4 separate regions of the Homo sapiens genome follow, and all the other regions are linked to region 3. A link is an interaction called in ENCODE POLR2A ChIA-PET data of the cell type or tissue named here. Cell type or tissue: OCI-LY7. All regions are shown on one strand. Links, peaks and the distances in the headings refer to the core of each region. The heading gives the core; the rest is flanking DNA.

What was found. Peaks named below come from ENCODE experiments on the same cell type or tissue, not always from the same donor. Only the 100,000 strongest peaks of a DNase experiment are listed, where the experiment ranks them.
Region 1: POLR2A ChIA-PET joins it to region 3 with 5 read pairs; 2 of 35 experiments call an interaction of 5 or more read pairs at or near these places.
Region 2: POLR2A ChIA-PET joins it to region 3 with 10 read pairs; 1 of 35 experiments calls an interaction of 5 or more read pairs at or near these places.
Region 4: POLR2A ChIA-PET joins it to region 3 with 5 read pairs; 2 of 35 experiments call an interaction of 5 or more read pairs at or near these places.

Annotation. Positions count from the first base shown.
Region 1 is chr4:140,793,530-140,800,877 of GRCh38, reverse strand. No RefSeq gene overlaps it. Among named protein-coding and RNA genes, the nearest start is that of TBC1D9, 41 kb to the right of the region's middle. In OCI-LY7, for the core only: a CTCF peak has its summit at 4,393; no DNase peak of the experiment used is centred there.
Region 2 is chr4:140,822,179-140,829,526 of GRCh38, reverse strand. No RefSeq gene overlaps it. Among named protein-coding and RNA genes, the nearest start is that of TBC1D9, 69 kb to the right of the region's middle. RefSeq lists enhancers at 2,782-3,302, 3,303-3,824 and silencers at 3,374-3,423, 3,574-3,623. In OCI-LY7, for the core only: no CTCF peak of the experiment used is centred there; a DNase peak (open chromatin) is centred at 3,496; H3K4me3 peaks cover 1,119 bases; H3K27ac peaks cover 3,051 bases.
Region 3 is chr4:140,616,889-140,624,236 of GRCh38, reverse strand. It overlaps TBC1D9 (TBC1 domain family member 9), which reads left to right. Exons shown (of 21, transcript NM_015130.3): 20 at 18-121; 21 at 1,320-3,455. The coding sequence ends at 2,042. Among named protein-coding and RNA genes, the nearest start is that of UCP1, 52 kb to the right of the region's middle. RefSeq lists an enhancer at 5,427-6,030. In OCI-LY7, for the core only: no CTCF peak of the experiment used is centred there; DNase peaks (open chromatin) are centred at 2,866 and 3,146; H3K4me3 peaks cover 2,127 bases; H3K27ac peaks cover 4,099 bases.
Region 4 is chr4:140,700,074-140,707,421 of GRCh38, reverse strand. TBC1D9 (TBC1 domain family member 9) reads left to right here. Exons shown (of 21, transcript NM_015130.3): 2 at 5,808-5,918. It also overlaps the pseudogene RNY1P14. Among named protein-coding and RNA genes, the nearest start is that of TBC1D9-AS1, 8.4 kb to the left of the region's middle. In OCI-LY7, for the core only: no CTCF peak of the experiment used is centred there; no DNase peak of the experiment used is centred there.

The sequences.
Region 1 (7,348 bases), core at 808-5,807, 180 kb before region 3:
TTCCAATGTGAATGAGGGGGCAGCCCACACAGCAGACACTGTGGGAAATGTTCAGCTGCCCAAAGAGCTGTCCCCCTCTCCTGCGTTCCTGTCTCCCCCATTTGCAGTCCCAACTTAAAGTTGAACCAACTTGTGTGTTTTCTTTGTCCTGACAAAAGGAAAGGGAACTAATCCTCATTGGCGTCATCCTCTGTGCTAGCATTTGGCATGAGTTTTCTTACTGGTTCTGGAAAGCCAGGCCGCATCACAGCAGCTATTTAAAAATCCAGGTCTGGAACTTGAAATAATGAATTTGGTAACCATTAGCATGGAAGAAAAACATAAAGCCAAGAAACCTCCTTTAAGAGAGAAAACTAGGCAGATTGCTAGTGTCAAATTGCTACAGAGAAGTAAAAAAAAAAAAAAAAAAAAAAAATATATATATATGATTGGGAAAGGTCAGAAGATTTGGAGTGCATAATAAAATTGGAATGACCTAAAGCCCATCTGTTTTGTGGTGTGGTGTATAGTGGATTAAGCTCATGGGCTTTGAAATCAGATGGTCTGGGTTTACCTGTGTATTCATTCATTGTGTAAATATTGATTTGGTATTACTATTTGCTATTCTCTGTACTCATGGTGTTTATATTCTAGAAGAGATAGATAACAATCATGTAAACAAGTAGATATATAATAAATACTATTGATTAATTCATTCTCCCAATACATACTACAGTTATCTAGGAGATAGGGTCAGAAAGGCAACTAAAGCCAGAGAGTTTAGGATCTGGTAGTCCATTGTGAGGGCTGTGGCTCTTACTCTAAATGAGACAGGAACCTATTGGTGGGTGTTGAGCAGAAAAGTGACATGATCTGACTCATATTTCTAAAAGATCACTTTGGCTGCTATGCAGAGAATAAGCTGAAGAAACCTAGAGCAGAAGCAGGGAGATCAGTGAGGAGATTATCACAATAATCTCGGCGAGAAGCAGTGATGGTGATGAGGCCGGGGGAACCCCATGGAGGCAGTGTGAAGTGTTTGCAGCCGGGATCTAAGTTGAGGGTAGAGAACAGGATTTCCTGACAGATTGGGCAGGAGGAATGAGAAAAGGAGAGAAGTGAAAGGTGACCCTAAACTTTCGCTCTGAGGGATTGGAAGACTAGAGGTGCCATTCATTGAAATAAAGAAGACTGCAAGAATAACAGATTGAAGGAAGGCGGGAGGAAGATCAGGGCTCATTTTTGTAAGTTTATGGTAAACTCGAGGAAGTTTATAGACAGCCAAGTGGTATGTCAAGTTGGAAATTGGTTATCACAGCTTGGAGTTCAGAAGAGAGGTCCATGGACTAGGCGTGAGGGCTCATGCTTATAATCCCAGCACTTTCGGAGGCTGAGGCAGAAAGACTGCTTGAGGCCAGGAGTTTAAGACAAGACTGGGCAGCATAGTGAGACCCCCATCTCTACAAAAAATAAAATAATAAGCTGGGTGTAGTGGCATGCAGATGTAGTTCCAGCTACTTGGGAGGCTGAGGCAGGAGAATCACTTGAGCCCAGGAATCCAAGGCTGCAGTGAGCCACGATTGAGCCACAGCCTGGGCAACAGAGTGAGACCTTATCTCTAAAAGAAAAAAAAAAAAAAAAAAAAAAAAAGAGGTCCAGGCTGAAATAAACAGCTGCTAAACTAAAAGGAAAAATGAGGCAGGCTGTTGGAGATAAAGATCAATAAGGGTTAAGGATGCCATTCTAGATAGGAGAGCTAAAGACCTCACTGAAAAGGGATATTTGAACAGAGACCTGGTTGAAGGGAAGGAGAAACCCACTCAGTTATCAGAGGGAAGGGGAGCCCAGCAGAGGAAAGAGCACACTCAGGACTAGTGGAGAGCATGCTTGGCTTTGAGAGGAAGAGCCAGAAGTTCAATGGGGTCACCAAGAGATGGCCTGGTAAGGATATAAAACCAGAGAAGTAGCAAGGGATTACATCATGCATTCCAGTCCTTGCTCTGCCACTTGCTAAGAGTACACCCTGGCTGGGTGCAGTGGTTCATGCCTGTAATCCCAGCACTTTGGGAGGCCGAGGTGGGCAGATGCTTGAGGCTAGGCATTTGAGATGAGACCAACCTGGCCAACATAATGAAACCCCAGCTCTACTAAAGATACAAAAATTAGCCAGGTGTGATGACACACACCTGTAGTCCCAGCTATTCGGGAGGCTGAGACAGGAGAAACACTTCAACCCAGAAGGTGGAGGTTGTAGTGAGCCGAGATCGTGCCACTGCACTCCAGCCTGGGTGACAGAGCGAGACCCTGACTCAAAAAAAAAAAAAAAAAAAAAAAAGAGTACACCCTTAGATAAATTACGTACCTTTTCTCAGCTCCATTTTCTTTATAATGGGGTAGTAATGGAACTTACCCACTTAGGATATTGAGAGAATCAGATGAGATCACGTACACAAAGCATTTAACACAGTGCCTGCAGCATAGGTGAAATTTCCCGGGTATTCACTAAGTACATTTCAAAGTGTCCTGCAGCATCTCCTGTGTGGTTTCTGGGTGAATAATTTCATCTCTCTGGGAAGTTTGGGTTTTGTGGTTGGTGTTAGGCTCCTCAGCTCCTCAGCTTCCATTTTGCTGGTCCTGCTGGCACAGTCACCCATCTGGTAGTTTGTCCTTGATAACCACAGCTCATGGGCACTTTCGGATGGGCAGGGGAGTCTGGGAGATCCACAGTCACTGACTTGAATTGCAGATGGTGTGACTCCGTGCTCACCCACAACCTCCAGCTCGTTGGTTCTAACACTGGATCTCCCCCCCGCCAACAAGGGTTACTCCAGGGTTGGCAAGACGTCCAGTCAAGTCATTCCATCCCCAGATAAGCTCTCACCAATCTCTTGGCAAGAAACCCAGTCACATCTGGCCTTGACTAATGATATTAGTCTTCACCCTGAATCTCAAGGGAGCAATGTCCCAGAGGCTTCTACTCTGGATGTTCCTTCCTCCCTACTCAACTGGCATAAAAAGGGGAGGGTTAAAACACAGAAGTTTGCTCTACTTAAGCATAGCTATGTTGGGAAAATGCATTTCATTTCATACATCAAATGTAAGTTAAGACCCCCGACACAATATCCTGGGAACACCCTGATGCAAGGTTAAGGGGGGAAAACTGTAAAGATTGAGGGAAAGAGAGAAAAAGGAGAGCAGATAAAATGAATTTTTATTAAGTCTTACCCAACATTGAGTCAACCATTCAGAAAAAAAAAATCAGATAATATGCTAATGACTACAACCTAGCCAGATGCTAACACACACCCTCTATTGTGCTTCAGAGTGAACCAGGTTCATCCTTTCTCAGGAGAGTCTGACCATTGCTCTTCCAATTTTCAGTACGAAAATGTGATAAGGAATGAGACCAAGTCAAGGGCTACGGAGAACAGGAAAAGCTGAATGCAAGCAACAATCTGACTGTCAAAGACGAACTAAGCTGGACACTAGCTAAAGCCAGAAGGATAGATTTTATTCAGTAATAACTATCGCTATAGGGAAGGAGTCCAGCAGGAACTGAACTTTAGCTTCAATGAAACAGAAGGAAGAGACTTTTTTTTTTTTTTTTTGACAGAGTCTTGCTCTGTTGCCCAGGCTGGAGTGCAATGGCGCAATCTCAGCTCACTGCAACCTCTGCCTCCCGGGTTCAAGTGATTCTCCTGCCTCAGCCTGCCAAGTAGCTGGGATTACAGGCATGCGCCACCACGCCCGGCTAATTTTTATATTTTTAGTAGAGACAGGGTTTCGCCAAGTTGGCCAGGCTAGTCTCAAACTCCTGACCTCAGGTGATCTGCCCGCCTCAGCTTCCCAAAGTGCTGGGATTACAAGCGTGAGTCATCGTGCCTGGCCTTCAACCTGAAGAAATCTTGTCATATGTCTCCATATATGATCTCATGTTCTCATCCTTTAATTCCTTTTCTTTCATTTGAAACAATGTCCTAATTTACTTCAGTGTAGAAAAATGGCCTCCTGATAAAAAGATTGTAAAACATGCTGAGAAACCTACTAAGAAAAAGATTGTAAAACATTTCATCCCTTATATGTTAATTAGAATATGGACAAAGTTGCTGTAACTGAAGCCCAAAATAACAGTAAACAAGGAGTTCATTTCTCTTCCATGTAATAGTCTGGGACTGGCATAGCAGGGACCCAGGCTCCTTTAACCTGGTTACTCAGCTGTCTCTAGGATAGTACATGCATATTGTCTAGGGTGGATCCTGTGACCACATTCCATAAAGCAGGTTGGAGGAAGAAGCAGGAAAGAGATTTAAGAACATGTCTGGGAAGTAAGACATACCACTGCTGGTCTCTTGGAAGTCTTATTGCTGTAGAAGAAGGGAATATTTCAATTATGTATTTCTATGTAACAAACTTTTCCAACACCTAGTGGCTTAAAATATATCAACTTTTTATTATCGGTCATAATTATGTGAATTGAATGGGCAGTCCCTCTACTGACCTTGCTTAGAGTTTCCCAGGCAATTAAAGTCAGATGATGGTTGCAGCTATCATGTCCAACATGCTCACTCGCATCTGCAGTGCCTTGGTAGGGACGGCTGGAAGACTGACCTCAGCTGGCATGCGTGGAGTGTTGGGCCTTTCCATATAGAAAGGTCTCTCCATAAAGACTCAGGTCTCTCCCTTTCCATAAGACCTTTCTGCATGATCTCTCTTAAAGGGTGGCCTGACTTCTTAAATGGCAGCCTAGGCTTCCCCAAAGTGCAAAACTTTAAGTGCCAGACCTTCCTAATGCTTAGGGCCTGGCACAGCCTCACTTCAACCACATTTTATGAGTTAAAACAAGCCTCAGGCCTAGCACAGATGCAAGGGGAGGAGACTGATCAGGTGTAGGTCCTAGGGCGCATGGCACATTGGAGGCCACTGCTGGAGCTGATTATGATAAGATGTATGTATACTGAGTATATGTATTTGTTTGCTAGAGCTGCCATACAAAATGCCATAAACTGGGTGGCCGTAAACAAAAGACTTACTATCTCAGGGCAGGTGCAGTGACTCACACCTGTAATCCCAGCACTTTGGGAAGCCGAGGCAGGTGGATCATGAGGCAAGGAGTTTGAGACCAGCCTGTCCAATATTTGTGAAACCATGTCTCTACTAAAAAAAAAAAAAAAAAAAAAACCATAAAAATTAGCCGGGCATGGTGGCGCGCCTGTAGTCCCAGCTACTCGGGATACTGAGGCAGGAGAATCGCTTGAACCCAGGAGGCAGAGGTTTCAATGAGCCAAGATTACGCCACTGCACTCCAGCCTGGGGGGCAGAGTGAGACTCCATCTCAAAAAAAAGAAAAAAGAAAAAAGAAACTTACTATCTCTGGAGACTAGAAATCCAAGATCAAGGTGTCTGCAGGCTTGATTCCTTGAAAGCTCTGAGAGAAAAAAAATCTGTTCCAGGCCTCTCCCCTTGGTTTGTGGACTGCCATCTTCTCCCTTTGTCTCTTCATGTTGTCTTCCCTCTGTGTGTATCTCTGACCAAAATTTCCCCTTCTTACAAGGACACCAGTTATACTGGATTAGGTTCTACCCTAATGGCCTCTTCACTTTAACTTGATTACCTCTGTAAACATCCTATCACCAAATAAAGCCACATTGTTAGGTATTGGGGGTTAGGACTTCAACATAGGAATTTTCAGGGTGCATGATTAGACCCATGACACTGAGGAACAACTAACAGTCTTTGATAAGCTTTGCAATACATTAACCTTTTACTTCCCTAGAAATACGTTGATAATAATTTCCTCCTTGCATTGTACTTTTTATTATTTCTTGAAAAAAATTGGACATTTAAAATATATTTTCTACTTTTTGCCTGTGTACATTATCTTATAAATCAAAATTGTCACTGGCAACACAAAGTTCATGTCACGAAAAGGCAGAAATATGCAGTTCCAATTTTGCTCTGTCTGTTCTGTTAAAGAGCCTCATATTCAGTTTAGAAAGAAATAACAGGAAACTTTAGCCTAAAAACAAGTGAGACAATTTAAGAGAAAACTTTAAGACCTCTAAATCAATATCAGGGCCCAAAGGAATTAAGTTTTATCATTCTAAGAAAATATGAAAAATAAAGCATCCTGTTGCTATAGAGTTACCTGATTATATCAGGTCCTCCTGAGCCTGTCATAGCAGATGATGTACCCAAAAACAACATAGGCTGGAATACTCATCTGCACACACAGGAAATATGTACAAAGACGGTCATTGCTGCTGCACTGTTTGAAAGAGTATGAAATAGGGGGAAAAGACCTAAATGTTCCATTCTCATTAGGGGTTTGCTTATATAAGACATAATGTATCTGCACCATGAAATAACGCAACAATTTTTAAAAATGCAGCTGTATTATACGTAGACAAGGAAGATCTCCAAGACACATTGTTGAGTAATACAAAGTAAAAAACTAAACACACAAACAATATGTATTTTCTACAATTATATGTAATGCATATACATATATGTGTGCACATATATGTATGTGGATATATATATTTGTACTTATATACGTGTGTGTATATGTGTATGCATAGACATGTGTGTATACACATGCATGAAAGTATATAGGAGATAAAAGCTGTGCAAAGATATGATTCTCTCTAAACAGAAAAAGAGCCAGAATTGAGGATGGGGAACAGTCCAGAAATGATTTTATTTATAATGACTTAATTTTTTTACCAGGATATTATATTCATTTTTATATGTTTAATAAAGATCTAATGTAAAAATGTAAGAGAAGCAACACAGCGCAGTGGCTAAAAGCATAGACACAGAAGCCAGACTATGAATTTGAAGCCCAGATTTGTCACTTTCTACCCATGTGACTTTGAGCTGTTTATCTTCTCTGCATCAGTCTCCTCAATAATCAAGTAAGAATAATGTTCCTACTTCAGAGTGTTATTATGAGGGTTCAAGTATTTTTAAATAACCTAAAAAACCCCTGATGCACAGTAGGCATATTTGTTAGTTTTTAACTGTTTAAAATGATTGATTAAAAATATTTTCTGAAATAGAAAGGACTATAATGGGATTTGCTGAATGAGGGTGATTAGGATATGGCCATTGGGAGAAGGGATAGGAAATCGTAACACAATACACAGCAACCCTCTTCACATTTGACTTGTTTGTTTAGTTCTCCCCTGCCCCCGCTTCCTTGCTGAATTTTTCTTCTTGATCCTTTTCCTATGTGGAGCTACCTACCCCCACCGGGGTACCTTTGGTTTGGCTTCTCTGTTCAGTATTGCAAAGGGCTGACCGCCAAGGAACAAAGGATCTCAAGCAGAATCAAAGGGTAAGAGAAAAGGAAATATTGCAGATACACCTC
Region 2 (7,348 bases), core at 974-5,973, 210 kb before region 3:
ATGGATGGGTAGGTTGTGGCAGAAAATAGTCAGATGCCCAACAAATCCACTTTTCCTTTCTCTTGAGCATGCTTTTAGATTACATTTCCTAGCCTCTTCCATCTAGAAGAGGCCATGTGACAGAGTTCTGGCCCATAGAACATGTGCAGAAATCATGGGTGCCATTTTCAGGATAGTCCTCTAAAATCTCCACACCAACCCTCCACATCATCTCTCCCCGTGTGCCAGGCAGATGCAGATGACCCAGTAGAAGACGCCAAGGCCCATGGCAAAGAAGCCAAGTGGAAGAAGCCTGAGTCCCCAAACAACTGAATGGGGCAGAGACCCCTTGTCCTGAATTGGATGATGACATGAACAAAAAATACACCTTTATTGTGTGAATTCACTAAATTTGGGGATTGTAAGAACAGTTAGCCCAGCTTGACTATACATGAATGAATCTAAGAAACAACATAGTTGAGTGGGCTTCTGATTTTCCAAGGAACATCATTAGCTCCATAAAGTCCACTGGCTCATCCCTAGACCATAAAATTCTTGCTATTGGTGTTGTCTTGATTAAAAGAAACAAGCAAATAAATAAAACCCTTTATGATGAAGGTGACCTCTAGCTTTTGGGGAGTCAGGAAACATTCTCCTTTTTTGGCAGAGCTGCCCCTAGAACACTGAAAATCCCATAGGTTATATTGCTGATTGGACAGTGGCTTAAGGAGGAAGTTACTGGAGAAGAGGAGCTGACTCCACCCACTTATACTACAAAACAAACAAACAAACAAACAAACAAACAAAAAACACTTGTGGCTCCCCACCACTCCAGAAACCATCCACATGTCCACAGGGATGGGTCTAAGATATGCACACCTGACCAGCCAGAGACAGTCGGACTCGCAGGAGATTCTATGCTTTGAGGGTGGCTCACTTTTCTCTAGGATTGGGAACTACCCAGACCTTGTAACTCTGGAGTAGCAATCTTCCCACTTGTTATAAGCTGAATTGCCCCCCTGTCTGCCAAATTCATATGTTGGAGTCCTAACTCCCAGGACCTCAAAATATGATCTTATTTGGTGATGCAGTCTTTACAATTAAAAATAAGATCATTATAGTAGGTCCTAATCCAACATGACTGATGTCTCTATAAAAAGGGAAACTTTGGCACAGACAGACAGAGACAGAGGCATAGAGGGAAGATAATGTGAAGAGACACAGGGAGAAGGCAGCTGTCTAAAAGCCAAGGAGAGAGGCCTGGAAAAGACTCTGCCTCATAGCCGTAAGAAGGAACTAACCCTGTTTGTGTCTTGATCTTGGACCTCCAGCCTCCAGAACTGGGAGACAATAGATTTCTGTTGCCTAAACCACCAGCATATGGTACTTAGTTACAGCAGCCCTAGCAAACTAATACATTGTCCCTTAGAGAGGGCCTCTCTGAGAATGAAAACAACACAGAGGAAAACAGAGGTAAGAAGTGGAAAAAGACAGAGCCAGCATGTAGTCTACCCAAGACCTTTCATGAATCTGAACTAGTCAATGCCTTTGTTCCTGAAGATGTTTTGAGTTAATTTTCTTTCAATGAAAGATCCTTGACTAATAGAAGTGGAAATGCTCCAAACCCAAGGCTTGCCTAGGATAATAATATTCCATAATGCCACCCTCTTCTTTCTAAAAAGTGCTGCTCAGTATGTATTTTCTTTTTTATTTAAAAGAAAAAAAAGGCAATTAAGCTTGCCTTTGTTTTGAGAATATCATGATTTGGCTATAACCCGAAGTGCTACCAAGCCATGTTAGGAAACATCATTTTTAGTTGGACATTCTTCTTAGGGAAATCTAGGTATGTGAGAAAGGGAATATAGGAGAGCACATCAGTTAAAGAGGAGCTTTAAAATAGCTATAAGAAGATTATACCACAAAGAGATATCTTGATGCATTGGAAAGCAAATTAGTTCTAAAGTCAGAAGACCTCGGCTTCCTTGAGCAAATCACCTAAGTGTGATATGGTAGAAAGACCCTGAGATTTGGAGCCACAGGAGCCTGAGTTTATATCCAGCTCTGGAACTTTCTCTGTATCCTTGAGGAAAACATTTACCTAACTGAGCAATTTAGCATCAGATTCTTTGTCAATGAAATGAGATTAAGGTCTGATACCCAAATCAGTGATCATATGAATACAGCAGTGATGACCATGACTGGTACCTAGTAGGTGCTCAGTAAATGGTAACAAAAAGTAACATTTGTTCTTACTCCTTATTTCTTATCCCTAGGTTTCTCAGTTTCTCCATTTGTGGACTCTGGATAATAATCCTTCCTGACAACAAGATTCTTACAGAAATCATAATATTTAGCAACTTGAAAGTGCTTTGTAACACAGATATCAGATACAAATATAAAGGCATTCTTATCATAAGGGAAGTGATTAGAAAGTTCATTGTACCTCCATTTCCTACACCTACCTATGGCTCTCCAGAGCAGCAGCTTTGAGTGAAAGAACTAGCCACTCTTAAGCAAGTGGACACCAGCTCCAGTAGGACAAGTTCAGGTCCTATCCAAGTCACCCAAACTATGGGACAAACCCCTGCAAGATCCAGACCTCCAGCTCACTGTTAGGCATGCCCTGCACAAACTGGAAGCAAATTAGAGGAACCAAGACAACAATAGCCAGAAAAACAAAAGGTGCTCCACACAGTACACAAATGTGCATGTTTCATATATTGTCCGTGCTTGAATATGTTAGAAACTGAAATAGTGCGTTTGACACTGAAACCATGTATGCAGGAAGATTACACCTGTCATCACTTAGCTGTTGTCTAGAATTATTCTTGGTTACCACCTAACTGGTAGGAAATTCTCCTGCTCTGCACCGTGTCTTGCTGTTGGACCTAAAGAAGTTCTAATACATTGCCTGTGGTGCCAGCTACTCAGGAGGCTGAGGCAGGAGAATGGCATAAACCTGGGAGGCGGAGCTTGCAGTGAGCCGAGATCACGCCCCTGCACTCCAACCTGGGTGACAGAGTGAGACTCCGTCTCAAAAAAAAAAAAAAGCAGGTGGAGCCAAGATGGCCAAATAGGAACAGCTCCAGTCTACAGCTCCCAAAGTGAGCGACACAGAAGACAGGTGATTTCTGTATTTCCAACTGAGGTACTGGGTTCATCTCATTGGGGAGTGTCGGAGAGTGGGTGCAGGACTGTGGTTGCAGCACACCGAGTGTGAGCCGAAGCATGGCGAGGCATTGCCTCACCCGGGAAGCACAAGAGGTCAGGGAATTCCCTTTCCTAGTTAAAGAAAGGGGTGACAGACAGCACCTGGAAAATCGGGTCACTCCCACCCTAATACTGCGCTTTTCCAATGGTCTTAGCAAACGGCACACCAGGAGATTTTATCCCACGCCTGGCTCAGAGGGTCCTACGCCCACGGAGCCTTGCTCATTGCTAGCACAGCAGTCTGAGATCAAACTGCAAGGCGGCAGTGAGGCTGGGGGAGGGGCACCCGCAATTGCCTAGGCTTGAGTAGGTAAACAAAGCAGCCAGGAAGCTCGAACTGGGTGGAGCCCACCACAGCTCAAGGAGGCCTGCCTGCCTCTGTAGACTCCACCTCTCGGGGCAGGGCACAGCCAAACAAAAGGCAGCAGAAACCTCTGCAGACTTAAATGCCCCTGTCTGACAGTTTGGAAGACAGTAGTGGTTCTCCCAGCACACAGCTTGAGATCTGAGAACAGACAGACTGCCTCCTCAAGTGGGTCCCTGACGCCTGAGTAGCCTAACTGGGAGGCACCCCCAGTAGGGGCAGCCTGACCCCTCACACGGCTGGGTACTCCTCTGAGACAAAACTTCCAGAGGAACGATCAGGCAGCAACATTTGCTGTTCACCAATATTTGCTGTTCTGCAGCCCCCAATGTGGATACCCAGGCAAACAGGGTCTGGAGTGGACCGCCAGCAAACTCCAACACACCTGCAGCTGAGGTGCAGCTAACTGCAACACACCTGTTAGAAGGAAAACTAACAGACAGAAAGGACATCCACATCAAAACCCCATCTGTATGTCACCGTTATCAAGGACGAAAGGTAGATAAAACCACAAAGATGGGGAAAAAACAGAGCAGAAAAACCGGAAATTCTAAAAAATCAGAGCACCTCTCCTCCTCCAAAGGAATGCAGCTCCTCAACAGCAACAGAACAAAGCTGGACAGAGAATGACTTTGACAAGTTGAGAGAAGAAGGCTTCAGAAGATCAAACTTCTCCAAGCTAAAGGAGGAAGTTTGAACCCATGGCAAAGAAGTTGAAAACCTTGAAAAAAAATTAGACGAATGGATAACTAGAATAACCAATGCAGAGAAGTACTTAAAGGACCTGATAGAACTGAAAACCACGGCACGAGAACTACGTGACTAATGCACAAGCCTCAGTAGCCGATTCGATCAACTGGAAGAAAGGGTATCAGTGATGGAAGATCAAATGAATGAAATGAAGCAAGAAGAGAAGCTTAGAGAAAAAAGAATAAAAAGAAACGAACAAAGCCTCCAAGAAATATAAGACTATGTGAAAAGACCAAATCTACACCCGATTGCTGTACCTGAAAGTGACGGGAGAATGGAACCAAACTGGAAAACACTCTGCAGGATATTATCCAGGAGAACTTCCCCAATCTAGCAAGGCAGGCCAACATTCAAATTCAGGATATACAGAGAACACCACAAAGATATTCGTCAAGAAGAGCAACTCCAAGACACATAATTGTCAGATTCACCAAAGTTGAAATGAAGGAAAAAATACTAAGGGCAGCCAGAGAGAAAGGTCGGGTCCCATCAGACTAACAGCTGATCTCTTGGCAGAAACTCTACAAGCCAGAAGAGAGTGGGGGCCAATATTCAACATTCTTAAAGAAAAGAATTTTCAACCCAGAATTTCATATCCAGCCAAAATAAGCTTCATAAGTGAAGGAGAAATAAAATCCTTTACAGACAAGCAAATGCTGAGAGATTTTGTCACCACCAGGCTGGCCTTACATGGCTCCTGAAGGAAGCACTAAACATGGAAATGAACAACCGGTACCAGCCACTGCAAAAACATGCCAAATTGTAAAGACCATTAAGGCTAGGAAGAAACTGCATCAACTAATGAGCAAAATAACCAGCTAACATCATAATGACAGGATCAAATTCACATATAACAATATTAACCTTAAATGTAAATGGGCTAAATGCTCCAATTAAAAGAAACAGACTGGCAAATTGGATAAAGAGTCAAGACTGATCAGTGTGCTGTATTTGGGAGACCCATCTCACGTGCAGAGACACACATAGGCTCAAAATAAAGGGATGGAGGAAGATCTACCAAGCAAATGGAAACAAAAAAAGGCAGGGGTTGCAATCCTAGTCTCTGATAAAACAGACTTCAAACCAACAAAGATCAAAAGAGACAAAGAAGGCCATTATGTAATGGTAAAGGGATCAATGCAACAAGAAGAGCTAACTATCCTAAATATATATGCACCCAATACAAGAGCACTCAGATTCATAAAGCAAGAACTTAGAAACCTACAAAGAGACTTAGACTCCCACACAATCATAATGGGAGACTTTAACACCCCACTGTCAACATTAGACGGATCAAGGAGACAGAAAGTTAACAAGGATATCCAGGAATTGAACTCAGCTCTACACCAAGCAGACCTAATAGACATCTACAGAACTCTCCACCCCAAATCAAGAGAATATACATTCTTCTCAGCACCGCACCACACCTATTCCAAAATTGACCACATAGTTGGAAGCACTCCTCAGCAAATGTAAAAGAACAGAAATTATAACAAACTGTCTCTCAGACCACAGTGCAATCAAACTAGAACTCAGGATTAAAAAACTCACTCAAAACCACTCAACTACATGGAAACTGAACAACCTGCTCCTGAATGACTGCTGGATACATAACGAAATGAAGGCAGAAATAAAGATGTTCTTTGAAACCAATGACAACAAAGACACAACATACCAGAATCTCTGGGACACATTCAAAGCAGTGTGTAGAGGGAAATTTATAGCACTAAATGCCCACAAGAGAAAGCAGGAAAGATCTAAAATTGACACCCTAACATCACAATTAAAAGAACTAGAGAAGCAAGAGGAAACACATTCAAAAGCTAGCAGAAGGCAAGAAATAACTAAGATCAGAGCAGAACTGAAGGAGATAGAGACACAAAAAAAATCAATGAATCCAGGAGCTGGTTTTCTGAAAAGATCAACAAAATTGATAGACTGCTAGCAAGACTAATAAAGAAGAAAAGAGAGAAGAATCAAATAGACACAATAAAAAATGACAAAGGGGATATCGCCACCAATCCCACAGGAATACAAACTACCATCAGTGAATACTATAAACACCTCTATGCAAATAAACTAGAAAATCTAGAAGAAATGGGTAAATTCCTCGACACATACACCCTCCCAAGACTAAACCAGGAAGAAGTTGAATCTCTGAATAGACCAATAACAGGCTCTGAAATTCAGGCAATAATTAATAGCTTACCAACCAAAAAAAGTCCAGGACCAGACGGATTCACAGTCGAATTCTACCAGAGGTACAAGGAGGAGCTGGTACCATTCCTTCTGAAACTATTCCAATCAATAGAAAAAAGGGAATCGTCCCTAACTCATTTTATGAGGCCAGCATCATCCTGATACCAAAGACTGGCAGAGACACAACAAAAAAAGAGAATTTCAGACCAATATCCCTGATGAACATTGATGCAAAAATCCTCAATAAAATACGGGCAAACCAAATCCAGCAGCACATCAAAAAGCTTATCCACCATGATCAAGTGGGCTTTATCCCTGGGATGCAAGGCTGGTTCAACATACGCAAATCAATAAATGTAATCCAGCATATAAACAGAACCAAAGACAAAAACCACATGATTATCTCAATAGATGCAGAAAAGGCCTTTGATAAAATTCAACAGCCCTTCATGCTAAAAACTCTCAATAAATTAGGTATTGATGGGACATATCTCAAAATAATAAGAGCTATCTATGACAAACCCACAGCCAATATCATACTGAATGGGCAAAAACTGGAAGCATTCCCTTTGAAAACTGGCACAAGACAGGGATGCCCTCTCTCACCACTCGTATTCAACACAGTGTTGGAATTTCTGGCCAGGGCAATTAGGCAGGAGAAGGAAATAAAGGGTATTCAATTAGGAAAAAAGGAAGTCAAATTGTCCCTGTTTGCAGATGACATGGTTGTATATCTAGAAAACCCCATAGTCTCAGCCCAAAATCTCCTTAAGCTGACAGGCAACTTCAGCAAAGTCTCAGGATACAAAATCAATGTGCAAAAATCACAAGCATTCTTATACTCCA
Region 3 (7,348 bases), core at 814-5,813:
TGACATTTGGGTTGTAGGGAAGAGAGCAAATTCCCAAGAAAATCGTAATTATTTGAGACTGTGGACTCCAGAAAATAAATCTAAGTCAAAGAATGCAAAGGATTTACCCAAATTAAATCAGGTAAGTGCTTAAAGTTCAAATCATTCGCTTCAAACCTGGACACTCTTTTTTCTATGACTGAAAAGTCATCGATAAATGTAGACTCAATACCCATCAAAAATAATAACTGGGGCCTTTACTTAGTATCCATTTGGACCTATTTTGTGCATGTATTTATGCATCAAAAATATGCTCCATTGTGAAAAAACGACTTCCTCAGAGGAAATGTGAACCACAACATATTCCATTTTGAGAGTAAATGCATCTTATTGCAATCATTAAAAATACCCTCAGATACTCGAAAGACAAACACATTGCTGTTTTCAGATCACCGTGCTTAGCTATAAAGGTGTCTGCACATTTTCCTTAAAAACCTGGTGAAATGAGGAAGAAAAAAACAATATAAATAATTATAGGCTGAAAATGCTAAGTTTTGTAATTGAAGAACAGAAGTCATCTGGGTGGAGACTGAAAGCACTAAAGCATTACTTCTGTCCAGGGAGATGGGGCATGTGTCGTGGGAGGAGGGATTGGAGCTAACCTTGGAAAAATTGAGGTGCATGCTAAAGTGTGTAGACGTGAAAATAGATGAGTCTCGGATTTCCTTAAGATGTTTCAAAAAGGGAAAAGAGAACAAGAAAAAAGTTACTGAGCCAAATGTATGACATAGTCCTTCTTGACTCGAGGTGAGCTGTACATGGATGTTTACTTTTTCATTCCAACTTTCATAGATGTTGGAAAATTTTCAAATTAAAAAATTGGGAAAATAAGCTGGGTGTGGTGGCTCACACCTGTAATTCCAGCACTTTGGGAGGCCAAGGCAGGAGGATCACTTAGCCCAGGAGTACAAGACCAGCCTGGGTAAAATGGCGAAACCCCATCTCTACAAAAAACGCAAAGATTAGCAGAGTATAGTGGTGTGTGCCTGGGGGGCTGAGGTGGGAGGTTCATGTGAGCCCAGGATGTTGAGGCTGCAGTGAACCGTGATTGCACCACTGCACTCCAGCCTGGGCGACAAAGAGAGACCCTGTCTCAAAAAGAAATAAAAATTAAAAATAGAAACATCAATAGGAGACTTTAAACATGTCCATCCAGCCTAGGCGGAGGACTTTCCAGGGATCTTTAGGCGTTCTCATTTAAATGGCTTTACAGTCCACTTCAGTGCTGCCTTTCTGCTCCCCCAAGATTTCACATTGTGTTTTTCCAAATCGCTTTTCAGGGGCAGTTCATTGAACTGTGTAAGACAATGTATAACATGTTCAGCGAAGACCCCAATGAGCAGGAGCTGTACCACGCCACGGCAGCAGTGACCAGCCTCCTGCTGGAGATTGGGGAGGTCGGCAAGTTGTTCGTGGCCCAGCCTGCAAAGGAGGGCGGGAGCGGAGGCAGTGGGCCGTCCTGCCACCAGGGCATCCCAGGCGTGCTCTTCCCCAAGAAAGGGCCAGGCCAGCCTTACGTGGTGGAGTCTGTTGAGCCCCTGCCGGCCAGCCTGGCCCCCGACAGCGAGGAACACTCCCTTGGAGGACAAATGGAGGACATCAAGCTGGAGGACTCCTCGCCCCGGGACAACGGGGCCTGCTCCTCCATGCTGATCTCTGACGACGACACCAAGGACGACAGCTCCATGTCCTCATACTCGGTGCTGAGTGCCGGCTCCCACGAGGAGGACAAGCTGCACTGCGAGGACATCGGAGAGGACACGGTCCTGGTGCGGAGCGGCCAGGGCACGGCGGCACTGCCCCGGAGCACCAGCCTGGACCGGGACTGGGCCATCACCTTCGAGCAGTTCCTGGCCTCCCTCTTAACTGAGCCTGCCCTGGTCAAGTACTTTGACAAGCCCGTGTGCATGATGGCCAGGATTACCAGTGCAAAAAACATCCGGATGATGGGCAAGCCCCTCACCTCGGCCAGTGACTATGAAATCTCGGCCATGTCCGGCTGACACGGGCGCCTTCCCGGGGGAGTGGGAGGAGAGGGAGGGGAGGGATTTTTTATGTTCTTCTGTGTTGAGTTTTTTCTTTCTTTCTTTTAAATTAAATATTTATTAGTACCTGGCTTGAAGCCTAGTGTTTTCATAATGTAATTCAATGAAAACTGTTGGAGAAATATTTAAACACCTCAATGTAGGTACATTACACTCTTGTTGCGGGGAGGGGATTTACCAGAATACAGTTTATTTCGTGAATTCTAAAAAACAAAAAGATGAATCTGTCAGTGATATGTGTGTATTATAACTTATTAATCTTGCTGTTGAGCTGTATACATGGTTTAAAAAATAGTACTGTTTAATGCTAAGTAAGGCAGCAGTCATTTGTGTATTCAGGCTTTTTAAATAAAATTAGAGCTGTAAGGAAAATGAAAAGCCACAAATGCAAGACTGTTCTTAAATGGAAGGCATAGTCAGCGAGGGTAAATCCTATACCACTTTAGGAAGTATTAAAAATATTTTTAAGATTTGAAATATATTTCATAGAAGTCCTCTATTCAAAATCATATTCCACAGATGTTCCCCTTCAAAGGGAAAACATTTGGGGTTCTAAACAGTTATGAAAGTAAGTGATTTTTACATGATTCCAGAATAACACTTGTATTGACCAATTTAGACAGATACCAGACCAATTTTGCATTTAAGAAATTGTTCTGATTATTTACGTCAACTCATTAGAATTCAGTGAAAAGTAACAGTCTTTTGTCACAGAGAATCTGAAAGTAGCAGCAAAGACAGAGGGCTCATGACAGGTTTTTGCTTTTGCTTTGCTTTTGTTTTTGAAAGAGTAAAAGTACTGATGCTTCTGATACTGGATGTTTAGCTTCTTACTGCAAAAACATAAGTAAAACAGTCAACTTTACCATTTCCGTATTCTCCATAGATTGAAGAAATTTATACCACATATCGCATATGACCATCTTTCCATCAAATCAATGTAGAGATAATGTAAACTGAAAAAAAATCTGCAAGATAATGTAACTGAATGTTTTAAAAACAGAACTTGTCACTTTATATAAAAGAATAGTATGCTCTATTTCCTGAATGGATGTGGAAATGAAAGCTAGCGCACCTGCACTTTGAATTCTTGCTTCTTTTTTATTACTGTTATGATTTTGCTTTTTACAGATGTTGGACGATTTTTTCTTCTGATTGTTGAATTCATAATCATGGTCTCATTTCCTTTGCTTCTTTGGAATATTTCTTTCAACACATTCCTTTATTTTATTATACATTGTGTCCTTTTTTTAGCTATTGCTGCTGTTGTTTTTTATTCTATTTACAGGATGATTTTTAAACTGTCAAATGAAGTAGTGTTAACCTCAAATAGGCTAAATGTGAACAAATAAAATACAGCAAATACTCAGATACAGCTTTTTATCTTTGTGCTTGAGTTCCTGCCTAAGGCAATAACATTATTCTTTTGACAACTTTTGCAGGGGAAATTATATCAGGCAACCATTTTGATTAAGTAAATAAATTTTATAGGCAAACATAGAGAGAGAAATACAATTTGTAGTATATCAATGACTATATTTAAAATAAGGAATATAATTGTTATCAGTTATCTAACTTAAAATGCTTATCCATAATGATCAGTGATATTCAGCTTTTTAAAATATGCTTGTTGGTTGCATGTCTGTCTTCAAAACCACAATGAGATACCATCTCACACCAGTCATTAAAAAGTCAAAAAAGAACAGATGTTGACGAGGTTGTAAAGTAAACAACACAAATATACCGTTGGTGGGAGTGTACCTTAGTTCAACCATTGTAAAAAGCAATGTGGCAATTTCTGAAAGAGCTAAAAACAACTACTATTCAACCCAGCAATGCCATTACTGGGAATATACCCAGAGGAATATAAATCATTCTGCTATAAAGACACATGCATGTGAATGTTCATTACAGCAGTGTTCACAATAGCAAAGACATGGAATCAATCTAAATGCCCATAATGGCAAATTGAATAAAGAAAATGTGGTACATATACACCACGGAATACTATGCAGCTATAAAAAACAAGATCATGTATTTTATGGGAACATGGATGGAGCTGGAGGCCATTATCCTTAGCAAACTAATGCAGGAGCAGAAAACCAAATGCTGCATGTTCTCACTTGTAAGTGGGAGCTAAGCGATGAGAGCACATGGACCCAGAGAAGGGAACAACACACACTGGGGCCTCCTTGAGGGTGGAGGGTGGGTGGAGGGAGAGGAACAGAAAGAAATAACTATTGGTTAATAGGCTTCGTACCTGGGTGACAAAATAATCTGTACAACAAACCCCCATGACACTAGTTTACCTATATAACAAACCTTCATATGTACCCCTGAACCTAAAATAAAAGTTAACAAAAAAAAATACTCATTCCATCTAAGTAATGACGGTGAAAATGCGTCTGTTTAATCCTTATTAACATGCTATAATGCCATTTGGTTTAATCAAGTAGCTAGTCATTTATTGGACTCTAAGATTATTACACGTGACTCCATGTGTTTTTATCTTTGATGTCTTAAATATGCCTCAAGAAATAACTGCAAAATCTAATACTCTCACCCACCTGTACTTTGCCAAAATCAGAGATAGCATTGAGCGGGAAATAAGAGTGTTTTGTTTAAATGTGTAGCCCTGGATATAGAAGAGGAGCCAGCATTTTCCATTGTCATTAAGAAAGTGACAGTAAATGAGTAGCAAGTCCCTCTGAAAGCCTGTCTCTATTAATATGCTGAGAATTCTGTTGCAATCTTGTCCTTATTCGTTCAAGCACATCATAGTGCTTTTCATCACAGCAGCAATATACTGCATAATGGCAGGTTTTAGTCTGTGTTTACTTCTAAAGGATGCACAGGGAGGAGCCTGAACCCTTGAGCTGAAATTTCCAGCTTCGTCTACGAGACAAATAGGCTCGTCCTCTCATTCGCTACATCAGAAGAACATCCTGGGGGAATTATTCCGCCCTCAGCTTCCAGAAGACAGGTGACACATTTCTAGTTGTTCATGGTTGTGTTATGCACTTTTCGTGTCTCCATGGATTACTCTCTTTGATTTCAACTTGTGATTTACCATCTTCTCTGTTTTTTGGGGGGTGTTTGTTTTGTAGGGGTTTTTGTTTTGTTTTGTTTTGTTATTTGTTTTTGCTTTTGAGACAGAGTTTTGCTTTTGTCACCCAGGCTGGAGTGTGATGGCACAGTCTCTGCTCACTGCAACTTCTGCCTCCGGGTTCAAGCAATTCTCCTGCCTCAGCCTCTGAGTAGCTGGGATTACAGGTGCCCGCCACCATGCCCAGCTAATTTTGTATTTTTAGTAGAGATGGGGTTTCACCATGTTGGCCGGGCTGCACTCGAACTCCGGACCTTAAGTGATCCACCCGCCTCGGCCTCTCAAAGTGCTGGGATTACAGACATGAGCCACCATGCCCAGCCATTATCATCTTCTCTGGCCACTTTACCCCCATCTCTGTCAGTCCTTCCTATGCTAATATAATAATGATGACACCAGTGCAGAGGAAGGGCTCAGTGTCTATATCTCGGTGAGGTTCCTGCTCCACAGCACTGGGTCCTGGCCTCAGTGGAGCTTTCACATAAGAACAAGCAAAAGAGAAAGCTACTGCTACAGAAAAGGAACAAAGCAAACCATGCAGAGTGTGGATGCGGGGAAGGGATGATGCCAGAGAAACCACAGATCTAAGGATATCAGGATATCACTGCTTAAGCACCACTTTGAAGCTGATTCTAGGGAGAAGCAGGATAAGCTATGTGGTAGAACCACAAAGAGAGCCACGGCCAATAAGGAGGCTCATGTCCCAACAGCATCCTCACCCCCACCAAGGTGACGCAGGCCGAGCACCCTGGCTTCTGGGCACAGGGCAACTCCCGCAGCCTGCTCTCTTCAGGGCAAACCTCTTTAGGAAGGGTGGTGAGGTTTCTCCTCCTCACTTTCCTGGCCCCAGAGACTCTATAGGAACCTCCCAATCTCAGTAGAGTAGCCTTGGTCTGGTCTCCAGCTGAAGCGTTGTCTAGGAGCCTGAACTTAAAGAGATTCTGCTTCTTGAACCTAGCAGGGAAACTGAAGTGGAGGTGTTGGCAGCTGCCTTATTTCCACTTCCAGTTAAGGGCTCCTCTGGTTGTGTATTTGTCATTACCCATCCTGTGAAAAGGCTCTTTTGTTACAGATTCAACTTCTAACCTGAAAAGAATAACAATTGATGTGTTGAGTAGAAAGCATTTCATACTATTTTCTGCTTTAAAATGACTCCTTTACATAATGTTTAGGCCCCTGTGCCTTTTGTTTAACATGCTTTTGACAGTCTAATTCTTTAAAAGGAAAGCACGGGACTCAGACAAAGGAATTTATCGTTAGACACAAGTGAGTAGAGTAGGCTAAGACTAGGATTCTCTTTCTGTGGGCTTTGTTAATACGATCGGCTGCCAGGCAGACCGGTCTACACAGCAGCTAGAGGCAGACGGCAGAGGGCCAAGCTGTAGATTATCAGGGCTTCCTGGATTCATACTACTTCCTCCCCTCACCCTTCACAGAGAAGCCAGAAGAAGTCCACAAAGCTAAATCCTGTAGCTCTTAGAATACCTGAAGGAAACAGTATCAGCTAGATTCATGCCACATCCTAGGACTGGCCTGGAAATAATCTTTTGAGCCCTAGAATAGGTCTGGTGAATTCATTCATTTCATGACTATTGACCACCTACTGTGTGAGATATTGTTTTAGGCACTGAGAGTACAGCAGCAAATGACAATGACCAAAAACAATCCCTGTCCTTAAGGGAAATTCTATTTTAATACGGCAGACAGACTATAAGCAAGGTAAGTACCATATCTGTTATGTTAGTGGCATATGCATTAAAACAAACACAGCGGGGAACCTAGGTTAGAAATGCTGGGCTTGGGAAGGTGGTGAAATTTTAGATGGGGTGTTTCGCGAAGACCTTTCACAGAAGATGACTGTTTAGTAAAAGCCAAGGGAGCAAGCCATGCAGATGAGATGACTGGAGGAAGAGCTTTGCAGACAGAAGAAACTGCAAGTGCAAAGGCCCGATAATGGGAGTGCGCCTGGTAAGTTTGAGGGACATCAAGGAAGCTGTGGATGGAGCAGAATGAGTGAGGGGAGGTGGTAGTCAACGAATGCAGAGAGGTAATAAGGAACCAATGACAAGATGGCCCTTCACTCTGAGGGAGACGGCAACCACTGAAGGGTTCTGAGCAGAGGAGAGACATGACCCAATCAAGGCTTTAAAAATAATTC
Region 4 (7,348 bases), core at 1,353-6,352, 83 kb before region 3:
AAGTAAATCCAAGGATACTGCATCTCTGGCTTTAGGGAGATCAGTGAATATTTGCTGAAATGAATGGAAATCCAGTATGTATATAAATGGAAGCTTCTAGATGGTGAACTCTGAATGTCTAATGGGACCTCTTAGCAAATGTCACCACAATGGGAAAGGCAAATAACTCACAAAAAAGGAAATTGGAATGGCCAATAAACAAGAAAATTAATTAGTAATCAGAGGAATGCAAATTTAACTAACAAACAGGTACCATTTCTCACTCTAGAGATTGGTGAAAATAAAAAAAAAAACCTGGTAATACTAAGTATTGGAGATATTATGGAGAAACAGGTATTCTCACACTTTCTTGAGCACTTTAGAGAGCAATTTTGTAATATCTAATAAGGTTTAGAAATGAACTTACCCTAGGACCTGACAATTCCATTCTAAAGAAATGTGCTTAGGTGCTTAAGGATTTATGCAAACAGAATACGATTACAGTTGCATAATAGAGCAAAAAGTGTGGATAGATCCAATGTCCTTTACTAGGAAAACAGATAAGTTGTAATATACTTATATAGTGGAATATTGCACAATATTTTAAAATGAATGAATCAGATTTACAAGTATATTCTGGATAAATTTTACAAACATATTGATTGAAAAAAATAAGCTGCAGTGTACCTTGCAGACAAATTTGTAAAATACTCATCAGTTTTAAATTTTTTATATGAAAAACATGGCTCAGTAAAAGTATAAGGACCTGGATAGGAAGAATACAAAACAATTTAAGAATGGTTAATGGAGAGAGGGAAATGGGATTAAAGGAGTGCAAAGGGAACCTCACTGTGGCTGTTACCTTTTCTTTCTGTTAAAAAAAAAAATAGATCGGAAGCAGGTAAGGCAAAGTGTTAAAAAAGTCAGAGTAGTGGTACATGTATTTTGTAATTTCCTGTACTTTTCTATTGTTTTGAATGATTCATTACACAATAGTGCTTAGTGCATACTAAGCACTTTCTAGGGTAGATACTATTATTTCTTTATCAGGAAGCAGGGGCACAGAGAGATTAAGGGACTGGCTGGTATGTGAGCCAAAGCTGAGCCCACTCCCCTGACCACTCTGCCATGGATTTCCTGGATCTCTGCTTCATTTTGGACCAGCGTCAGGACTAATGGAGTCGGGGAGGCCAAGTGATCTTTAGGATCCTGTCCAGTTTAACTTTAGCCCTGATCATCAGTAGATGGATCGATCATTTCCATGAGCACATTTCTGCATGGCAGCACACTCCTGACATAGCCCGGCCTGCAGAGGGCTGACGGGGGTTTCTCTGCAGCACTGTGGACCTGCCACCTGTACCAGCTCCCAGCTAGGCTGCAGTTGTGCAGTGGTGACTGTGCATCACACATCTTCCAGTGCCCACAACCAAATGGGAAGCAAATATGGAACAATTTTGCCAAGTGTTTTCTGAATCTCCTTGAAAACAGCACTTTTACATTATAAGATGCCACTGTACTAATGTAATAGGTAGATGCAGAGAAGAGTTATTTTGAGGGCTGTAATTTGATTTCGTTATCTTAGGCAATCAAGATTGTTTAACACCAGAAATAGCTGACTAGAACAGCTGCTAAAACAGCGCTTTGTGTGGGAAATGAAGAAAAGGTTCAGTATTTTGACAGCCATTTCCAAGGTATGAGTAATGAGACTTCTAAGAAAATCGTAATTGTTGCTGCTTTTGCAGTGGGGCGGGGGGATTCTCTAGACCAGATTTCCCATCTCCTAGTATTCTACATCAATAGAGGACAAAGGAGGAGTATTTCCTTTTTCCCAGGGTCTTGACTTCATGTACCAACAGAGTTTAGATAGCATGGTGATAATTTATTATTTAGGTTTAAAACGCACACACACACACACACACACACACACACATGCACACACCCCTCACTTGTCCATTTATCATCAACCATGTGTTTAGTGCTTACTGGACTCCAAAGTGCAGGGCCTGTGGGTCCAAAATAATCAATTAGACCCTGCCCTCAAGGAACTCTCAGTCTGGAGAGAAGAGGAAAAAATGGGACAAGGCAAAATGTGCAAGTAATCTTAAACAAATGTAATAGGCATTATAGAGGCAGAACTGGGAGGAAGAGTAGAGTAGGAATGAGACGGCATTAAAAGATTAGGAGTTTGCTGCTGTTTGAGGTCGGGGGAGACAAGAGCAGACAGACAAGCACAACATTTTGAGTGATCAGTGTTATCCAGGCATGAAAGGACTCAGCACTTCTGGGTTAATATGGAAAGAGTCTGTTTCTTGATTTGACTGGCCAACTGCATACCTCAATTCACAATATTACTTTCTGTTTGGATATCCAGTGCCTTAAATGTTCAGGGAATTTTCACAGAAATTCTCTCATTTAAATGTATCTAATGTGAATATCCTGATATTATACTTTCTGTAATTTACTTGAAAATATTTCAGCATGTACCTGTGCTACGTACATGTATATCTGTTAGTTTTCATCCAAGTCTTAGTGGAAGTTGGTGGCGCCAGTTGTGAATGCAGAGGTAGGGTTGGTGAACTTGCATCTAATGAGAAACCCTCACTCCAGGGGGCTCTGCTTTAAGCAACTGGGTTTTCTTTATCTCTAATTGACACCAGAGGCTTTGTTAATTAGAATAGTTTATGTTGAGGTTGGATTTTAGTTGGGAACATTGTGGTGGTGGAGATATGTGGATTGGGTTAGACCTTTTCAGAGGTCTTCCTTCTTTTGTGTTACAGAGGACAAAAGTTCAGTGAGCCATTAAGGATGATAAAACTGAGGCTCCAGGAGGAAGTGGCAGAGTCAGAATTGAAGCATTCTAGAACCAGGACTGCCCCTGTCCGCTGCTCTGCCCTGCCCAGTCAATTATGCTTGCCCTTGGAAGAGTCTTGGTCTTTGATGATACTCAGAGGCTTATTAAACCACACAGGCCGATTCTTTTTTGTCCTTTTCTTTTTTTTTTTTTTTTCTGATTTTTTGTTTTGTTTGTTTGTTTGTTTGTTTGAGACAGAGTCTTGCTCTGTTGCCCAGGCTGGGGTGTAGTGGCATGATCTCAGCTCACTGCAACCTGCGCCTCCCAGGTTTAAGCAGTTCTCCTGCCTCAGCCTCCCTAGAAGCTGGGATTACAGGTGCACACCATTGTGCCTGGCTAATTTTTTTTGGATTTTTAATGGGGAAGGGTGTTCACCATGTTGGCCAGGCTGGTCTTGAACTCCTGGCCTCAAGTGATCCACCCGCCCCAGCCTCCCAAAGTGCTGGGATTGCAGGTATTAGCCACCGCGCCTAGCCCACAGGCTGATTCTTGATTGCAACCCTCTAAACCCAGACTAAAGTTTGTATGCCTTAGAACCAACATATATGACACTTGTAGTAGTTTCAGCATTTTATTTCTTATTTTGATTCAAGATGTGAGAGGTATTACAAACACTCAATTATGAGTGATGCATTTATGTGTCCTATTCTTCCATCTGTAGATAAGTGAAAAGTCATTTAAGAAATTAGAGGTCTCTGTAGTAAATCCAAGTCACAGTAAAGCAAACAAAAATGCATATGTGTGTGATATAATGTGGAACTCTACCCCCTTGGAAGACTTTGCAGGCTGTAAGAATTTCATTTTTAATGTATTTCATACAGGCCGGAGCTAACAAGTTAATTTCTATTGAGCAAAAGTTTTTTGTTTGTTTTTTTCCTGGTATGTTGAGGTCAGCTAATGGTCACTGTGGTTTGGAGTGAATCTAAATGGATTTTTTGCCCTTGGACAAAGACCAAGGACAACTGTAGGACTTCTGCATGGTCTACCTCACTTAGGCTTCTTGATTAATAACTCTGGTTCAGGAAGGCAAGGGCAGTTATGACCACTTTACAACTGAGGAAATCAAAGCAACGAGAAGTTAAATGGCCTGTCCCACTCCACAGAAATGGTTATAACAGAGTCAGAGCCAGAACTGAGCTCTTCCGAACATGAGTTGACTAGATTATGGCTCCTTCCGTGACACCAGGATGCCAGAGCAGTGGGAAGTGAATTTCAGTGGCATTGTGCATATCAGGGTCTTATTTGGTATGGCCAGAACCAAACCTCAAGACATTATTACAAAATAACATGAGGTACTGGTGGCAACATTTTCAGAATTTGTGCCTCAGATTCAGCAAAACTTCAGGAAAAGCCTGCAATATGGCACTGAGCTTTGCTGCTTTCAGTATCAACAGTTGCAAACAAGGGAGGCTGGGGCCTTTAGCCTCCATCTCCCAGCTTCAAATACCATTAGTTCTATCCCAAAGTCATCCTCTATAAACATGCAATCTAAATAAAGGTAAAATTCGATAAAAGTATCTTAGCAGGTTTTTTTCAGGTGGCCTAATCCCTCATTCCAAACAGCCTATTACCCCTAAGTCTTATTACCTTCAGTCTTCAAAAACAATCCTGGGGTAGTAATAGTGTCTCCATTTGGCAATTGAGAAAAGGGAGATTTTTGGAAATAAAGTGTCTTGGGCTAATATTGTCAGCTGGTCTGAGCTCCTGATTGGTCCTTCTGAGTCCAAGCCCTGCTCTATACTGGGTTCCATGTAGCTTTAGAGTAACTGTGGGCATTTACATTATGGGAATCTTTTGGATTCATCTTTCCAATTAAGGGATCTAGTTTATTATACCTTGGAGAACGTATGTGTGTAATCTGTGTTATTTTAAAATACTGTAGAAAATGTTTGGTGCCAATCCCGCTTCAGTGTGGTTAAAAGGTGGTTAAAAGAGAAATTTGCACTGATGACAGGTTCCCAGTTTGAAGCTGTCAGAATCCTTGTACTGTCACCACCATACCTGACAAGTTGTCTGGGAACATTGGAAAAAGATTGCTGAGTGAGAAACAGGGTTGTGCGTTCTCCGCATGGCTGGAGTGCCTCAGCCGGGTCATCTGGGCAGACTTCACCTTAGAGGCACCTTCCACCTTTGCTCACTAAGCTGCCTTCTGCTCTTAATTTCCTTTTCCTTGTCAATTTTCCTCCTAGAAAGAGAAGGTACAGCCTGTTCTTAAGTGAGCATTGGTATACTGGGCATTTGTATTCCTTACAAATAAATTGCTAAATTCTTTTGCTGAACATTCAGGCTTGTCTGGACTTGGACAATGTGAACAAGTTTTCACATGGGCCTGGTAAACCCTGGATAAGTGGATCACTGGGGTTCTTGACTGAAAGAACTAAACTTTGTGCTAAAAATGCAGACCCTGATCCTCAACCTTATTCCTGCATCATTTCATAGCATAAACCAGGCTCTGGTTAGCCCTGGTTATCGTGACTGATGTCACAAATGGCAGAGGACTCTGCTGTGGAAATGGGAAGATCCCTCTGTTTCCCGGCCCTAGCTCACTTCTAAACACAGTACCAAAGCACTGCCTGACCTTCTTCTCCACTTGATGATAAATGCCCTGGGGATGCTGTCTTCTTCAGTTTTGTGCCCACAGGGTTTGTTTTGCACATAGTAGGAATTTAATTAGTGTTTGCTGAGCTGAATTGTACTAATTTTTTAAACATAAATGGAAAGTGGGGCAGATGAAAATAACATGTGGGGCAGCCTGGCAGACTGAATCAGATGGACACGACTGCTTCTCGTGACCTTGTCAAGTTGTGCAACTTGTGTAGAGCCAGCATCATCCTAAAATGAAATTTTTCAAGGTGTGGTTCAGTGGGAGATGGGGTTGTTGGAAGATCTCATGAAAGGGCATGTTCATGCTGCCCCTGGGAATGTGGGAAAGTACTAAGGCAATTCTTACCTGTTTCTCCCCACTTTCCACCCTCAGGCCTGCTGGTGGGTACCCTTGATGTTGTGTTGGACTCCAGCGCCCGGGTCGCTCCTTACCGAATCTTGTACCAGACTCCAGACTCCCTGGTCTACTGGACCATCGCCTGTGGTAAGCAACCACATCCAGAAATACACAAGTTTTAAAAGAAGCGTTAGGGTTAACAACTTTTTATCAGAAGGAAAGGAACGTGTACTTGCTGAATGCAATCACTGGTATTTTAGGGTAATTAACCGTAGCCATTTCAACACATGAACCCAAAGTCTCAGTGGCTTAACACAATGAAAGTTTCTTTCTCACTCTGATAGAGTCGTGTTGGGATCATGTGGCCTCCTCCATGTGTAGTGACACTCTCTGGAACACAAGGCCTCCAAGGTCAGCATACAAGGGAAGAGTGTGAGGGTGGAGCACATCTGTGTTTAACTTCCTTGGCCCAGAAGTGGCACACTCCACCTTCCATTTCACTCACACTTAGTTGGCCGAGACTAGTCACGTGGGCCCAACCTCACTGCAGAGGAAGCTGGGAAATGAAGAGAGTTGTGTGGAATACTTGGATGTACTAAGTATATATCCTAGCACAGTACTTCCTACTGAGTAGGGATTCTTTATTTCTCCTGATGATAATCAGTAATGCTGTGCTGTGCTTAAAATAGTAGTCAACAATCTTGCTTTGGCTGGTCCGAAGGTCATGAGCTATCTCCATTGATCACAGTCAGTTGCAGATGGAACTCCTTTTCTACTCTTTCCCCACTTCTCACTGCTGCACTTGACTAGTCTTAATTTTTTTTTTTTTCCCAGACGGAGTCTCACTCTGTCACCTAGGCTGGAGTGCAGTGGCGTGATCCCGGCTCACCACAATCTCCACCTCCCAAGTTCAAACAGTTCTCCTGCCTCAGCCTCCCCAGTAGCTGGGATTACAGGCACCTGCCACCATGCCAGCTAATTTTTGTGTTTTTACTAGAGATGGGGTTTCACCATGTTGGCCAGGCTGGTCTCGAACTCCTGACCTCAAAGCAATCTGCCCACCTCAGCCTCCCAAAGTGCTAGGATTACAGGTGTGAGCCACTGCACCCAGCAAAAAAAATTTTTTTTAATCTTGCTTTTATTGGATCTCTCATAAGAACTTCTAGTCCAAACTGGGCAAGTTTTTTTTTGTTTTTTTTTTGGGACGGAGTCTTGCTCTGTTGCCCAGGCTAGAGTGCAGTGGTGCGATCTTGGCTCACTGCAACCTCTACCTCCCAGGTTCAAGCGATTCTCCTGCTTCAGCCTCCCAAGTAGCTGGGATTACAGGCTCATGCCACCACGCCCAGCTAATTTTTATATTTTTAGTAGAGACGAGGTTTCACCATGTTGGTCAGGCTGGTCTTGAACTCCTGACCTCAGGTGATCCGCCCCCCTCAACCTCCCAAAGTGCTGGGATTACAGGCATGAACCACTGCGCCTGGACTTTTATTTTTTTTTTTAATATAATTTCTTTTTTTGTAGAGATGGTGTCTCTCTGTGTTGCCCAGCCTAGTCTTGAACTCCTGGGCTCAGGTGAG